Regions from separate parts of the Mus musculus genome. Here region 2 is linked to region 1. The links are chromatin loops, found by intact Hi-C in ENCODE. Cell type or tissue: heart. All regions are shown on one strand. Links, peaks and the distances in the headings refer to the core of each region. The heading gives the core; the rest is flanking DNA.

Region 1 (5,912 bases), core at 498-5,497:
TATTTTATGTTGTTGAACATTCTTTAATAATTCTTTTGAATTCTTTGTCTGGGACTTCATCGAGGTTTCTCTCATTGGAGTCTATTTTTGTGAATTGGTAAGTTTTGAAGAAGTCAATTTTCTTAACTCTTGTTTATCATGTATTTCTCAAGTGAGATCTGTGCTTCTGGGATCAGGGTGATGATTGGAATTTTAAAACTTGTTTGTGTTCTCTCAGTAGACATTCTTCAACCGTTTCTTTTTTCATTAATTTGTTTACTTATTCACTCTCTTTACATCCTGATTGCATCTCTTTACATACTCCTCTCCTCCCAGTCCTACCCTCACAAACACCCCCATTAACCCAACCTCTTTTCCTCAAAGAAGGAGAACACCCCATAGGTAACTGCCCTGGTACTTCAAGCCACAGCAGGACTAGGTTCACCCTTGCCCACTGAGGCCAGACAAGGCAGCCCAGCTAGGGGAAAGGAATTCAAAGACAGGCAACAGTCAGAGACAGCTCCTGTTTCAATTGTCAGGGACCCACATGAAGACCAAGCTGCACATCTGCTACAAATGTGTAGTGGGCTTAGGTCTAGCCCCTGCACGCTCTTTGGTTGGCAGTGTAGTCTCTGTGAGCCCCAATGGACTCAGGTTAGTTGCCTCTGTAGGTCTTTTTACAGTGTCCTTGGCCCCTCTGGATCTCTCAATCCTATCCCCCACTCTTCCACAAGACTTCCCATGCTTTGCCTGATGTTTGGCTATGGGTCTCTGCATCTGTTTCCATCACCTACTGGGTAGAGCCTCTCAGAGGACAATTGTGCTAGGTTCCTGTCTGCAAGCAAAGCAGAGTATCTTTAATAGTGTCAGGGGTTGGCTCTCCCCTATGGGTTTGTTTTAAGTTTCCTGTTTGCATTTCTGTTCCTCTTCTCCATCTGTCTTTAGCTGGGCCTGTCTCACATCCTTCTTTCATCTTAATTGTTCCCTCTCACAATGACTTTTCTGTCTTCTGCTTTTCTCCTGATGCTCCTGTACTAACTGAGAGCCTTGGTCTTCTCTTCTCCCTCCATCCCTCAGTACCAGGCAGCTCAGTGTCCAGCATACTGTCCTTGTTACTTTACTTCCCAAAAGTTGTGGGAGTCAAGGGAGTTACTGTTTGTAATTCCTCATTATGTATTTCCATGGTGGTCTCATCCATCAGCTGTGGTGGTTATACTCCTGGAGTCTGGAGGGTGGAGATCATGCAATGGGCTGAGACATAACATGCTGTGATGCCCCAGTTCAGTAAGGAAGAGGAAGCTTTAACTCTACTACAAATCAGTACTGCTGAAACACTGTGGTAGCCTGCAGTAACAGCCAAAGTGTGCTAAAATCGGCACAGAAAACAGGGTGAAGTTGTCCTAAGCTCCTATAGGTGTGTTGGGGTTGGAGCTGCATAGCAGGCAGAGTTCACAGCATATTGAGGTGCATGCTAGGTGTGTCCATTCCTTATTGGTCTCAAGTGTTGTGACAGAACATTTGGCAAAAGCCCTGTGAAGGTCAGGGCTACTTTGAGTCACAGTTGAGCGTACAGTCCACTCTGGTAGATGGTGGTCACTTTGCACCCACATCTGGAAGCAGAGAGGTGAAAGCAGGTGCTCAACTTGCTTCCTACTTTATATAAGCCCACGCCTCCGTCATCTCATGGGACAGTGCCACTCAGATTTAAAACAGGATTTCTCACTTGAATGAACATAATCTAGAAGCTCTCTTTCAGACATGACCAGAGATTTGTTTTCCTAATGATCCTAGATTCCCACCCGGTTGATTTCAATATGAACAGGTACAGAAGAAAAGCCAATATGGCACTGAAGGGCATGAGAGAGTTGGTTGGGAAAAGGTTTGCATCTTGTTAGTGAACATGTACTTAGATTAGGAGCGCTGGAACCTTACATATGTTAAAGCCGTTCTAATGTAGCCTCACATGGAACTGAGGAAATGCTTTATTTGAAACTGGAGGTCAAATAATCTTTGTTGTGGAACAACACAGAGCACTGGCAGAGCACTTGATGGACCTGTGTCTAGGGCAGTGTTTGTGAAAGTGGAAGAACAGAGGCAGAGGAAGTCAGGTTACCTGCTCCAGTGACAGAGCCGATATTGGGGGAGGTGGACCAAGCAGCATCAGGAGTCTTAACAGTTATCTACCCCAACCTCTCCCAAAGGGATACAGGGTGAGGGGGCTGCGGGTGGGGAGTGGGTTGGGGAAAGACTGCTGTAGGCTGGAGAAATGAACTCCTCCTTGGGCTCCAGCAGGGATCATTGCCTTCAGAAGGAGCTCCCGGCCCTGACTGTCACCTTGTTTGGGAGGTTCCCATTTTAGAATTGGGAAGAGCTGGCGTGTTACTTGTTGCTCATCTCTCAGAACCCTTAACGCAATTTTAATTAATTAATGCGTTTGAACATGCAGGCATGCATGAGATCTTGGTCGCCAAGCTTGTGTGCAAGCACCTATAAGGACTGAGCCACAAAGACACTGGACTGGACAGTGTTGTTGGGTGAACTAGACTATGGTATTGGTAGAGATCAAACGTGAGTTCACATAGGCACATAAGGTCTGTACGTGCACATCTCTGGCTGGCTTGGGACTTTTGAATACAGTAGCGTCTCTGCACCCTCCCTTACAGAATGATCTAAAAATATCAGCAATCTCAATAAATGTTGGTGACTAATGACGGTGATTGTGCCTCTGCTTTGCTTCAGATTTCTATGGGACATACTGTTTGGGGCCAGATGGAGGAACTGTTCGGAACTGCTGAGTTTCGTTTCTATAGATCCCTGTTTATACATCCTGCCTGGTGGGTGGTGAGGGTTCCGGGATATGTGCTGAAAAGCCGCATCTGGGAAAGCAGGGCTCACAGTGACTCAGCACCAGGCTCTGAAGGAAGCGGCTGTGCGTGGAAGCTGGGAAGCAATCCAGCACAAACACAAACACAGCATGCTTTGTTTCCTCTCGGGCACTCTTCCAGTCCCTGAATTCAGAGAGCAGACCTTCTGCACCAGGAACCTGGGGTTACCCATCATTTAAAAAAAAGAAAGACAGAAAGCTAGACTGGTCTGGACAGTGATCAGTGATTGGTAGGTTTAGGTGAATGGCATGACCTTTTAATGGAGTGATTCAAATGGGGTCAGTGATGGACAGTGAGCAAGAGAGATCACAGGTCAGCAACAGTGACACTGAAGGTCAGCTATGACAACTGATACAGACAAAGGGAAGGAAGTAGTCTGGTCACCACACCCAGGTCACGTACCCTTTTCTCACCCATTGCCGAAAACAAAATCTGAAAATGTACGGTGAAAGTGGATGAAACAAAGCTCTGCTAACCTCTGTTTGTGGCCTGGTCAGTTGATCTCTTATAGCTGGGCTGATGTTGAGACCTTGTGTTGTCATGTACGGATGTCACTCTTCGGAACTACAAAACGGAATTTTACACACACACACACACACACACACACACACACACACGTATAATTTTGTGTTGGGCCACATGTGCTCAATAGAAGCAAAGGCTCATTAGAAACAACGGAGGGCTATGGGCCCACGCCAAACACACATAAAGAGTAAGACCACAGTCTTGGTTGTACAGACTGGGATCCTTTCTCTAGAAACCGAGTCTTGCTGAGCAGAACGAGGCTGACATTTTAAATTATCTATTGAAAAGTTGACCATTGAGCTAGGTGTGTACATCATTCACTAGATACAACTTCTTCTCAATTAATTAATTAGTCTGCATTTCTAGGCCAAATACAAACATATTCAGTCATTGTCTGAAAATGCAATCATGAATGCTGGGTGAGCCTGGAGGGTATGGTGTGTCTGCCAAGTTATCACAACTGGCTATGTGACACTGGAGAGTGGTTGTGGAAGGACTCCTTTTACAGGCAAAATCCCAACCAGGGACATACATTTTTCCCTAAATAGGAATGGATAGCAAATGGATGAGTATAAAAATGTCCAGCTTGCTCTCCTAAAGCCTCATTCAGACTGAGGGTGGGCCATCTAGCATCCTGCACACATAGCACACATACCCCTCCAGCCTCAGTGGGACTGGGGAGCATCCTGCACACATACTCCTCTGGCAGAAGCTGAGAAAACAGAGGAAGATTATAATTGGGTGGTACTAAAGGTGACTGGCCATTGGTATTAGAACCTGAATATTTAGCAAGGTATGAAGCCTGAATTAGAAGAAGGGCTGCTTTGTTCATCAATAGTGAGACTGAAGCTCTTGCCTCCACAACTTTTTAACTTCACTTTATTTAATCAGGGGTCTCAACCCTCCTCTCTATTACAAAAGTGTTGGTTTTTATTTTTTTAAACGTGGACCTGCAAGACAGACAGAAGACTGTATGTGAGCTTCCTGTAATGATTTATCGTAAGAACCTGTGAGCTGTGCAATCTGGATTGTTAGGACTAAGAGACACCTGCTCACCTTTTTGGAAATGAAGAGCTGAAAAGAGATTCTGAGATTCAGAAAGGGGAAGGGATATGAGGCTGATCTTTCAGAGACAGGAAACCTTTGATGAACTGTAGGACACCAAGACAGTTTGTTTAAAAGATGGCTTCAAAGCATTATCCGGGGCGGGTTTTGTGTGTGCCTCGGTGAGACTCTTGGGTTGTCTTTTTACATAAACCCAGGGAAAGAATGGTTTCTGCAGTTGTTCCTGTCTGTAGCCTTCATGTGGCACCTTGGCTTCTGGGCTTTGTAACAGATTTTCACTCTTTTTTTGTGGGCAAAATTAAACTTTCCTGACCATTTGGCAGCATGGAGCTTTTCTGAGATGGGTTGTTAAGGAGAAGAGAGACAGGAAAAGGTCACCAATTTAATCTCCCCATAATTAAGGTCTTGCAAACAGCTAAATAAAATTCCTGTTAACATTCTCTCCAGTCTATGAGTCCTTACTGTAGTGTCAGAAGAAGCTAAGAAGCAGCTGTTCAAGTGTTCAAATCCTTGCTGCATTTTATGCATTTTTTTTAAAGGACAGGACTGTGGTAAGGCTTGATGTATACATACATATGCTACACACCCAACCCATATATGTGTGTTCATATGTATATGTATATATGTATATATGCCTGCATGTACATACATGTAAGTATGTGCATACTTTTTAAGGTACATGATAAAATTAGGTTTAAAGAGCATAAGTAGTTTCCAGTTTTCAAGCATGAATTGTAGACTGAGCACAAGCATGTATTAAGGTACAGTATATAGCCAAGAATTCAGTTTGTCCTAAGGTGAGAGAGTCTTATTAAATAGATCAGGCTGTTCTCCAACTGAAATCCTCCTGCTTCTGTGTCTCGAGAGGAATATTGGGATCTTAGATATGTGTGTCACTACATCTGGCTTCCTTTAATTCTTAAAATGTCCTAAAAATCTAAGATATTCCATACATTAAAGTTTTGGTACTAGACACTGGTTTAATGAAGCTGTCTAGACGAATGTGAGTAAGTTGAGAAGTCAAAAATGTTAGGGCATAAGTTAGGACTTTCTGTCAATATGAAAAAAAAAAACCCCCACAGAAAATGGTATCTTTATTTCTTCAGGACATTTACAGTTTAAGATCCCAGCAGACAACATCAGGAGGAATGTTTAGAATCAAGGGGTGCACTTGGTCTTCAGAGCCAGAGGGGGACGAGGGCTAGTGAGGAATCCTACATTGTGGAATCAGAGATGTAACGTGGGGCTTCCTGATGTGGAGGGAGGGTCACATAGAAGCCAGGGCACACCAGGGCATGCTTTCTGAGGACGCACTTGAGTGTCAGCAGTTCCCAGCCCCCTGGCAGATGGAGGATGCCCTCCAAAGTGCTTCCTGCTGGCAGGAGAGAAGTGTGAGGTGTGAGGGTTCACAGGAGAAGCAGAGGAACGCTGAAGCAGCTGTTGCTTCCTTGTCACCCC
Region 2 (5,912 bases), core at 461-5,460, 62 kb after region 1:
CATAAGTGCACATAGGTGCACAACAGACTCCTCCCATCAAGGCTCTTTACCATGTTTGCAATGCCAAGTGATACTCATAGACTTGGAAGATAAGGACATGGCTTTTTAAGAAGGCAAAACTACTCCATGTTCCAAATATTCGAAATAAATTAAGCATGCATGAATTACTTGACATGGGCAATAGGCAGCCAAAAGTAGAACTTAGAGTAAATAACTCATCCTATAAATACCACGTATCAAAATATATGACAGAAAGGGCCAAGTTATTTGAAATATTTGAAGCATAAGTTTTTACCTGTATTTATTTAAGTAGATAAGTTTTGAAAAATAAGGTTCTATAAAATGGATTGTAATATGCTGATGAAGAAAGTAACTGATGTTGAGCATATCAGTAGATGTTATTTCTCATGTTTTAGAAATGATAAGTATATTTGTTTATTATTTTCTCAATATAGTAGCAAATATTTTTACTTGATATCTCTAATTTCACAAATGTTTTGTTATCTTTTTATTAATATAGGCTTGTCACTAGATGGCAAGGGATAAGCTTTTATCTTTGTTAAGCTTTAAAGCATGAGCTAAGTTTAATTTTAATGTTTGCTTTTCATTAATTTTTGTATAATACACATGGAATAACATCTACAAATAAAGTTTACATATTTTTCATGCATTTTAAATGCAAAATTTCTTTCAATGTTCTGTCAGTTTTTAAATTTTCAAACTGACATTTTATAGTTAATTGTCATACTTTATAAATTTAGAAAGTACTTATAAAGCATGACCTACCTTATGTTTCAATGTGTGACCACAATCAGTCCTCCGTGGCCTTGAGTAGGCATTCTGGGGTTTCCTCAGAAGCTAACCACTTCCCTACTGTTGAATGCTTATATATGTTCCATTTCATTATTATAGATTTTAAATATTGACTATGATTAACATTACTTTAATGTTTGATTACCCAATTTATTTCAAATTCACAAATGTTTCCTTAGGATAGGTTATATGAAATTCCTGGATAAAAAGTTGCAGATTTTTCATGGGTCATTATAAACATTTTTTCTCACTTATAAACAATTGGCTCAAAGTTTAACTATCACAGGGAGGCGGGCAGGGTGAGAGTCAAAGCTTATTCTGCACAACTTCCCGTCGTTCTCATGTGTGTAGCTGTGGCTATCAAAACATTCATGATCCTAGAAAATTTACAGAGATATATTTACAGAGTGTGAACATAAAGTAATGGAAGAATAGTTTTCTGTTAGCTACAATATAAAATATAAAAGGCTTACAGAAGTATGTTCTGTGTGTGTGTGTGTGTGTGTGTGTGTGTGTTTTTGTTGCTGGGAACTGAACCTAGGGACTTGAGTTTGTGCTCCATCAATATCTGCAGCTTTATTTGTATTTTTATGTGTAGATTAAAAATAACTAAGGTAAGATTTGGTTTGTAATTATGTGTACAGGACACAACAGGCCTGAATGGAAAAACAAACCTCCTGAGCTGAGGTCTAAGTATAAAGTCTGAACGACTGTGGAAGCATTCAGGGTCTGTTCCAGTAAATCCCTCTGCCACTGTGCACCAAGCATATGCTTTCTGCCAAACACTGTTCCTGGTGTGAATATCATGAAGCCCATGACTATACAAAGGTTGAAATCAGGGAGGAAATATGTTTACCAAATGGAAAGTAAGCATGGTGGGTTATCAGGGGGCATAGACCTGATTATCTAGGGGATGCCTTTGAGGGCTGGCCTCTCTGCAGATAGAACATTTGAGCAGAGGTCATGATGCAGGGCAGAGGTCATGATGCAGGGCAGAGGTCATGATACAGGGCAGAGGTTATGATGCAGGGCAGAGGTCATGATGCAGGGTAGATGGCATGATGCAGGGCAGAGGGCAGCAACTCTATCACCTGCAGAAGATCTAAAGGTCAGCTAAGAGGCTGCCTGGGCTGGAGAGGTGCTGCTGGCACACGTTTGGAGAGGAAGCTGGTGTAATGGATTTGAGTGAAAGGGGAGGGGAGAGGGGGATGGACAGGGGAAGAGGGACACAGACAGAAGTGAGGTCAGAGAGGCAGACTTACAGAACACTGTGCAGTACTCATTCTGCCATGGGAAATATGTTCACTGGAAATTTAAGAGTGGACAGATGACATGATCAGAAAGTTTAAGAAGAATGACGCTCACCATAGTAGGGGGATAGAATTTGCCCTTGAACAGCTGTGGCCTCGAGTTTGTAATTAATTCTGGGTTCTGTGGGCCATACTTCAATGTCAAAGGTAACGCCAGAACACGTCCACCGTGGAGGCACATGATGTGAGGTGTGAGTTTTGTCGTGGTGAGCTTTTGAGACGATAAATGATTATCTATAAAGAATGATCAAGACACAAAGATACTCTCCAAGGTGACTGTGGGCTGAAACTGGACTTCAATATGTCTTCACTCTATTTCCATGAATTTTTGATGATTTAAGGGTTTTAGATCAAACCATTGGCATCATTTTCATCTGCTGTTGAGCATCTCAGTAGTCTCAGTAGGCTTTAAGGTGGGGACAGTTTATTTTGTTTCTCTAGCAGAGGATAAGGGGGGAATTGGAAACATCTAAGAAAAAGCAGAAAAATCTGGAGAATACCAGTGCAATCAGTGATATGAGCTCTTGTGCCTAGTGTTTCCCTCTCTCCATTGTGTTTGAAATCAGGAAGAACTGAATGTAAAAGACTGTACTTTGAAAGTTTCAAGTATTCTCTTGAGCCACAGGCATCTTCTCTATCCAGATTTTGCACCATCCACAGGATTTGTTAGACAAGAGCACTCGAGGAAAACACAAGGATCTCCCTGGAGGTCATTTCTCACAAGAAAGGGGAAGGGAACACCCAGAAACTGTAAGAACTCTTCCCAGATGTCAGCTTGCAGTGATGCTACAGCTTAGGGAAACGACACTCTCCTTCACAATGGCAGGAAGGGGAGTGAGGGCCTGACCAGGGCTGGAGCTCCCCTCTGGGGAGGTCAGCATACCAGCCAGATGGTAACTTCAGCCCTGACTCACTAGAAGACAGCCTCGCTGTTGACTTGGAGTGAGTCATAGTGGTGAGATGAATGCATAGCTTCTTAGACTAGTTTTTGTTTCAGTGGTTGCTATTTAACTATTGTTTCTTATTATTGTTATCATTACTACTAATTATATTGTTATTAGCCATACTTCTTCAACATTTTTAGTTAACATAACATTTTAATGATTTAATTACACATATAATGCACTTTTTTTCTGGTTCAACTATAACCTGTCCCCTCCTCCTCACTCCCTTCTTCTTGGTTCCCCTCCTCCCTCACAAACACCTCTCCTACATCATGCCTCTCCCATGACAGGATCTTTTCTGCCTTTTCTATCCCCCAAGACCTCTTACTTCCAATCCAAGCCACCACCCACTTTCTTATCTACAAACAAAAGTGAGTTTGCATCTAGAGCTTGAATGTGACAGAGAACATGTAGTATTTGTCCATTGGAGTTTGGCTTTTTTTTTCTGGTAAAAACAAACAAACAAACAAACAAACAAACAAACAACCCAAAAAACCAAACCCTCATTTCCTAGCAGATTTTGGTACTTAAGATAGACCCAGATGTCTGCTGCTACTGCAAAAATTCAGCCTTGTTCAGCAGTTGCTGAGTCAACCTCCATCCTGTGCCTTAGCATCATGGTGATGGCCCTCACTGAGTCAACTGAACTGTTACGCAAATCCCCACACCACTGCTTACTTAAGCCTTAAGTACACCATATTACGATGGCATCATATTAGAAAAATGATATGTGCGTTATGTATCCTCCATTTGTTAATGCCCTAAAGCTGACTTAGAAACACATCCAACTCTAATGGGGTTGTCACAAGTGAAAGAGGTCTCCAAACTGTAGTGTGGTATGTAAATATTTCAGCTTGTGTATTGGATGTATGAAGAAACCTAAGGCTGAAAGAAAAATGTAAACAATATATCTGAGCTATATGACATTCCTCTTTTTGTTTCCACATTTGTATTAAGATCAATAATCAATTCATCATTTCACCCACTGAGATCCACCATAGATACCACAGTATTTCTTCCCAAACCATTAGCTACCTCTCAGAAACTTATCTTAAACTAGTCAAGAGTTAGAGATGGTATAATAGCTCTTTTTTTTTCCTTCAAAGCATAGTCCTTGGATCATGATGTTAGAGGGTAGGGAAGAGGAAGAAAGAAAGGGGGGGCAGGCACAGAAGTAGAGGGCCAGACTGGAGATTGATCCAGAAAGCAGATCTCAGTCTCATATTATTGACTGAGTTAACCACAAGGTGATGTATCGTTATGGGTGTTAGGATGTTAGAGGCACAGGCCTTCAGATGGCCAGCAGTAAGGAAGACAGAATTGTCAGACAGTAAAACCAAATGTAATTGACTTTACATTTGGTAAACAATGCTGGCTTGGGTGTGGGTGACAAAATATGCAAAATGCTTACTATTGACCCTGTCCTGCAGCAGTAGATACTGCTATCAAGTCCACAGAAGCACTTGTTAGCACAGGGAAGCCCAGCATGCTCTGTATACAGTACTTCATTTAATCCCTCTGATACCTTTGATTCCATATCTCTTTTGACAGATAGGTAAGCCAAAGAAACAGCATGGAATTTGAACCTGGACCTCTGTGCCTTGGAGGTCTATGGTAATAATAAGCATCATAGAATAGAAATGCGTGTAGGAGTGTGTACTGTCACACTGATAGGAATTCCGTGGCAGCCTCTTATGGCTTCTGTTCATATTGGGTGAGCACTGGGGTCAAATCATTAAATCTACTAATGGATGAAATGCTCCGGGTGCGGTCAGCAGGAGTAGGGTTAGCCGTCTAAAGGAGCAGTAATGATTGGTGTCATCAAATAGAGAACACACATTTCTAAAAAGCAAAAGGCAACTCAGCTGCTTCTCCACTCACATCATGGCATGTGCACTTGGCAACTATCACTACATTGGCTGTTGTCTTATTTTAATGGAAGTATTTCTTTGCATGTGTCTCCTCCCTTCATGATTGACTATGGTGTGCTGTGTTTTCCTCTAAAAAAAAAAAAAGAATCATAGCTTGGAGTCTGTTTGATCTCTATTTTTAGAAACAAGTCACATTTTCATGTGAATCTGTTTAAATTTAAATTGATCCCACTTGCTTGAATGATGTGAAATGCTGGTGTTCCTATGGCCTCTCTTATGCTTTTTGATATTTTATGTGCTCTCCAATCAGTTGGACAGATAACAGGTGGAGCCCAGGAACCTGGTCACTGCTGCTCTAACACTGCTCCTGGACTTAGCCCCACAGATGACGGGGTGACACCCATGAGGAAACCGGAGGTCAACCTGGGCAGAGGTAAGGGCTGGCTGTTACCTAGTGACGATCCTTAGGAATTCTCTACAGATGCTGCCCTGTCTCTGTCTTTCATCTTCAAGTCCTTGTTTTGTCCATTTGCCCCTTTTAAATTAACTATAATTAATTTTATTCTCTTCTAATGGATATGGGATATGATGGCAGGAGTTGGCTCAGAGTCCTGAAGAGGAGTTTTGATACTGAAATTAGCTATAAATGCTGTGTTTTAAAAAATGCATTGATGCTTAAGATAAAAAACAAAAATAAAATTTCTGGTGTTAATTTTCAGATTAATCATATGCTATAGCCATATTCTCCATTAACTGACCAAACAGGTGAATATATCTTTGATAACAAGGTAATGGACATTAAGAGCTCCAGTAGATCATTCTTTACAAGGGTTCGTGTAAACTTTTCAGCCTTTTCAGAATTAGGGAAGAATTCAGTGCTGTCGATGTATAATGGGACTGATAGCTCATCTTCAGGATTGCCAACTAAGCAGCAAGTCAACGAACGTGACTCACACATCTGCTCAATGTTCTAT

Evidence for each region. Peaks named below come from ENCODE experiments on the same cell type or tissue, not always from the same donor. Only the 100,000 strongest peaks of a DNase experiment are listed, where the experiment ranks them.
Region 2: it touches region 1 in a loop (2.2-fold over the local background); 4 of 42 quality-filtered maps call a loop at or near these places.

What each region holds. Positions count from the first base shown.
Region 1 is chr3:154,689,539-154,695,450 of GRCm38, forward strand. It overlaps a transcript of Erich3 not described here. Among named protein-coding and RNA genes, the nearest start is that of Erich3, 19 kb to the right of the region's middle. In heart, for the core only: no CTCF peak of the experiment used is centred there; a DNase peak (open chromatin) is centred at 2,913; H3K27ac peaks cover 525 bases; H3K27me3 peaks cover 175 bases.
Region 2 is chr3:154,751,710-154,757,621 of GRCm38, forward strand. It overlaps a transcript of Erich3 not described here. Among named protein-coding and RNA genes, the nearest start is that of Gm20389, 43 kb to the left of the region's middle. In heart, for the core only: no CTCF peak of the experiment used is centred there; a DNase peak (open chromatin) is centred at 2,912.